Linked DNA regions of Homo sapiens: region 1 is linked to region 2. The links are chromatin loops, found by intact Hi-C in ENCODE. Cell type or tissue: GM12878. All regions are shown on one strand.

What was found. A loop is a pair of places that touch in the nucleus more often than their neighbours do. Peaks named below come from ENCODE experiments on the same cell type or tissue, not always from the same donor. Only the 100,000 strongest peaks of a DNase experiment are listed, where the experiment ranks them.
Region 1: a loop joins it to region 2, with 3 times the contacts of the local background. A loop is called at or near these places in 2 of 110 quality-filtered maps.

Annotation. Positions count from the first base shown.
Region 1 is chr17:27,943,507-27,946,006 of GRCh38, forward strand. The region is part of intron 2 of LINC01992 (long intergenic non-protein coding RNA 1992); the gene reads right to left. Among named protein-coding and RNA genes, the nearest start is that of LINC01992, 47 kb to the right of the region's middle. RefSeq lists enhancers at 1,711-1,770, 1,821-1,880. In GM12878, no CTCF peak of the experiment used is centred here; a DNase peak (open chromatin) is centred at 1,515.
Region 2 is chr17:27,804,450-27,806,949 of GRCh38, forward strand. No RefSeq gene overlaps it. Among named protein-coding and RNA genes, the nearest start is that of NOS2, 5.2 kb to the left of the region's middle. RefSeq lists promoters at 1-2,500, 1-2,500 and enhancers at 1,014-1,308, 1,036-2,083, 1,275-1,295, 1,619-1,678, 1,709-1,948 and 1 more. In GM12878, a CTCF peak has its summit at 1,187 (motif pointing right); DNase peaks (open chromatin) are centred at 1,192 and 1,542; H3K4me3 peaks cover 396 bases; H3K27ac peaks cover 1,476 bases.

The DNA of each region.
Region 1 (2,500 bases), 140 kb after region 2:
CCAAAGTCATTGCTATGGTTTAAATATTTGTCCCCTCCCAAACTCATGTTGCCATTTAATTGCCATTGTGATGGCATTAAGAGGTGAGACCACTAAGAGGTGATTAGGCCATGAGCACTCCGCTCTCAAGAATGGATTAATGCCATTATCAAAGGAGTGGGTTCTTATAAAAGGTCCAGTTTTCCCCTTTTTTCTCTCTCTTATCCTCTTGCCTTCCTCCATGGGATGATACAGCAAGAGGATCCTCACAAGATGCTGGCACCTTGATCTTGGACTTCCCAGCCTCTAGAACTGTGAGAAATAAATTTCCATTCTTTATAAATTAGTCCATCCCAAATATTCTGTTGTAGCACCAAAATGGACTAAGACAGCCAAACAGCCTGGGTTTGCACGCGACAGTCTGACTTCAGAGTTCTTGCCCTTAAAAATATCTCTGGAAGAGTAACAAATACCAGTAGAGAGCAGTAGCACAATCATAGTTCACTGCAACCTTGAACTCCTGGGCTCAAGCCATCCTCCTGCCCCAGCCTCCCAAGTAGCTGGGACTACAGGCATGCATCACCACACCTGGCTAATTTGTAATTTTTTTGTGTGGAGATGGGGTCTTGTTACATTGTCCAGGCTGGTCTCGAACTACTGGGAGTTCCTCAAGGATCCTCCCACCACCTTGGCCTCCCAAAGTGCTGGGATTACAGGCATGAGCCATGGTGCCTGGCCACTACTAAATTTTCAGCTCCTATTTTGGCATGAGACAAGTGGTGGGTGGTTCAGTTCGGCTTTTTGTAACTGCTAGTTCTGTCCCCCACCCCGCCCCGCCAACACACACCATGGATAGTACCACGTGAAAGCCAGTCCTCCTGCCCCTCATATTCATCCCTTACCTCCCACCCTAATTAATCTGGTCCAGATCCTCATTCTTGCCATGAATTTTAGCCTCCTCTCTTAGATAGGATTTACATGTTCTTGCCTATAGTGGGTGAAATTGAGTCCTAACCCCTGGTACCTGTGAATGTGATCTTATCTGGAAGTAGAATCTTTGCAGATGTGATTAAGGTAAGGATCTGAAGATGAGATTATCCGGGATTTAGGGTGCGTCTAAATGCAATGACTAGTGTCCTTATAAAAGAAAGGAGAAATTGGAGACAAAGAGACACAGGGGGAAAACCACATGAAGACAGGGTGTAGAGATCAGAGGGATACATCTGCAAGCCACAGCATGCCAGGATTGGATTGCAGAGCCACAGAAGCGAGGAGATACACAGGGAACAGATTCTCCCTCGGAGCCTCCAGAAAGAACCAGCCCTGCTGACACCTTGATTCCAAACTTCTGGCCTTCAGAGCTATGAGACAACACGTTTCCATTATGTCAAGCCTTCCAGTATGTGGTCATTTGTTATGGCGGCCACAGGAAACAAATACACTTCCCTTCAGAGGCCCCTGTTCATCTCAGCCCTAAACCCAGCAGCAGTCTCTGGAGTGAGGTTGGGGAATTACAAAAGCCGTAACAGGCATGCATCACCACACCTGGCTAATTGTTAATTTTGTGTGTGTGGAGATGGGGTCTTGTTACATTGTTTACAAAGCCACAGCCTTGTGGTTGTTATAGTTCCCATTTTGCTTTGTTTTGTTTTGTTTTGTTTCATTTTGTTTTTTACAATCGAGGAAATGGGCCCAGGAAGTTCAAGTGATTTTTTCCAAAGTCCCTTACACCAGCAGTCCCCAACCTGTTTGACACCAGGGACCAGTTTTGTGGAAGACAATTTTTTCATGGACAAGGGGCAGGGGGGAAATGGTTTTGGGCTGAAACTGTTCCACTTCAGATCATCAGACATTAGTTAGATTCTCATAAGGAGCACGCAAACTAGATCCCTCCCATGTGCAGTTCACAGTAGGGTTTCCGCTCCTACGAGACTCTAATGACGCCGCTGCTCTGACAGGAGGCAGAGCTCAGGTGGTCATGCTCGCCTGCCCTCCACTCAGCTCCTGCTCTGCAGCCTGGTTCCTAACAAGCCATGGACTGGTACTGGTCCCTCAGGGGTTGGGGACCCCTGCCCTATATAGATGGTGTATAAAGCCCAGATTGTGGGTCTCTAGACTCCAAATCCTGAAGTTTTTAGTCCTCAAGAGGAGACTGGCAATGATACAAGGACACTACTAAAGTCTTTCTGTTCACTGTCTATAACTCTTCATTTTAAAATCTAGGTATTTGGGGATATGGAGTGTAGGGGGAACAGGAAGGTGGGACCTAGCTTCTTATCCTTCTGCCTTTGACAGCATATAATGTCTCCCATAAAGTGCAGCAGCAAAGTCTAACTTAAGCATTTAAGTGACCCCTTCAGTTCCTTAATGATGCTATAAATGCAATCCTGGTGTGATTTATAAAGCTATTAAAATAAATGCTTCCACTGAAATAAACATTGCTACCTCTCAGCATATGTTTACTTGCATAACCTAAGCACAAACTTACCCGAATATGCAAAACCTGAACCAAAGATGATAA
Region 2 (2,500 bases):
CCCTGCCTTCCCAGGCTGTCCTAGGCACCATGCTGACAGCAATCAGCACGGGAATGTCTTGGGCTCATTATCCTGGAATTGATTTTCCACTGGATTGATTTGATCTGTTTCTATGCCAGGCTGTGAAGATGGTTCAGATCCAGTTAGCCCTCGGAAGTTAGCAACTTTGAAGGCTTTTCTACAAAAACAATTGATCAGAGCTAACGTTTACTGAGCAAGGCACTTAAACATACCAAGCATTTAATCCACACAACAGTCCTATGGGGTGGGAATGATCACTAGCCCCATTTTATAGATGGGGAAATTGAGGCTAAGCAAAGCCAAATGACTTGTCCAAGACCACACAGTCAGGTGGTGGCAGGGCTACAACCCTGGAGTCCCAGCTTGCACTTGCTCTGGTGCTTGCTCCATAAATACAGCCAGGCCCTGGGCTTTCCATTTATTATCTCAGTTAATCCTCCAACAACGTTGTGTGGCAGGTACTATTATAATACTATCCCCAATTCACCAATAAGGAAACCGAGACACAGAAAGTTTGAGCGACCAGCTCAATGTCACTCAGTTTGTAAGTGGCAAAGCTGAGGACTGACCCAGGTCTGAGACCTTGACTGGACCCCACTTGTGCGCCCACTGTGTGCTTACCCATTTTGCTACAGGTGAGTACACCCAGGGGCAAGGAGAGGTGACAATGAGAGAGTGGGAAACTGAGATCAAGGTAGGAGCTGAGGATTACCTGGGGTTGAATGTTCTCCCCTCCATGTCAGTGTCTGGTGCCAGCTCTGTGCAAGGCCATGGAAGGAGGAGACGGAGTTCCTACTGTGTGCCCCGCCTCACAGAAAGTGATAAAAATTTTATTTTAGAAATATATTTAAGGTTTAAAGAGAGCCAGTTTAAGGTAAAATGTTTAAGCAAATAACAGTATAGGTGCATGCAGATGTGACACAAATGATAAAGGTGGGACGTGAAGGAAACACAGGGGCGTGGCTCTTACTCTCTATTTGTGTGTGTGCATGTCCCGTGGCGAGTCACGTGTCCTGTGGGGCCTTCACTCCACTCAGCTGTCAAAGGAAGGCATTGAGAAGAGGCATTCCTGGGACCCTCCCGGTTCTGAGGCCCTAACAAGCTCAAGTCCCCAGACCGTGAGCCCTATGTCATTTGTCAAGTGACCACTGGAGGGCGTGAGTCACACAAATTCCAGCAGCTCCGAAGCTGAGGTCTTCCCCGGTTTCCACCACCTTGCCTGACTCGGAGATGACGGAAGTGAAGTGAAGGGATTTTTACTGGAAACGCCCGGTGGTCACTCCAGGATGGACAGGCCCAGGGTGGACCAGGAAGGTGGACAAGCTTTGCTGAGTCCCTGGAGTGTGACTCAAGCTGGCTGGTGCAGGCCTGGCACTTTGCTGCTGTTTCTTTTAAAAGCCTCGTTTCTTGTCAAGCCTCCCCAGAACACCCTCCCTTCCCTGCCCTCCCGTTTTGCTTCCTGGGTGCCCGTCCTTCTAGGCGGAGAAACAACAAACAGAGTGGCACCTGGGGTAGTCCCAGGGTGTGATGGTTCAAGGGGCAAGATTCAGGGGCAAGTAGTGTATCTGGGAAGTGCAGGGGACATCAGGAGGGGAATGAGGAAGTGAGACAGAGAAAGGGAGGCAGCTGGTAAAAGTACTATAGGGCAGCTTTCACGATTTGCAACCAGACTCAGCCCCACCAGGGAACTTGAAAAATGGTGCAGAAAACAGGGCTTCAAATGATCCCATCCAAGGGGCCAGGGGCTGGGCTACTGACCCAGCAGTTCCAGAGCATCACTCATTGAGGCTGCTCCCAGGGAGGTTAAATTCCCAAGGCCTGCTGTGGGCAGAGCAGCCTTCCTTGGTTCTGGGAAAGCCCTCTAGAATTCACAAAGTGCACTGGAATGAGACGAAGACAGACGTCACTGCTACAGGGGGTTTAGAATTGGGTCAAATGGAGGAAGAGAGGTACCTCCTCCCCAGGTACAGCCTCTGAGGGTGCTGGATGCTGATCCAAGAAGTTCTAAATGCCAAGAGCTTCAGCTAAGCCCACCCTCTTGTATCCTTCCCTAAGAAGCGCTGCATCTTTGGTTAGGCCACATAAGCCCTCCGGGCCTCCCTTTCCTCAGTTAAGGGTCTCTGAGGCCTTTCCAGCTGTGGTATCTGGGCTTTCTGAGTCTCCCCACCTCATACATATCTGGTCTTTGATGCTCTTGGAAAAGTTATCTTCCCCACCAGAGTGCCCCTGAAAGGCAGAATGTAGCAACGACTGGCAACTTCTGCAGAGCCTGACCACTGTGTGCACAGAGATGTCTGGAGCATCGCTCTCTACGAGAGCCAGAAACAACCCAAGTGATCAGCATAGAGAAAGGCACACCAGGCCAGCTTTATAGTGTACCATTACGTGGCCAAAAAAAAAGTGTATTAAGAATTTTTTGGCCAGGTGTGGTAGCTCATGCCTGTAAATTCTAGCATTTTGGGAGGCTAAGATGGGAGGA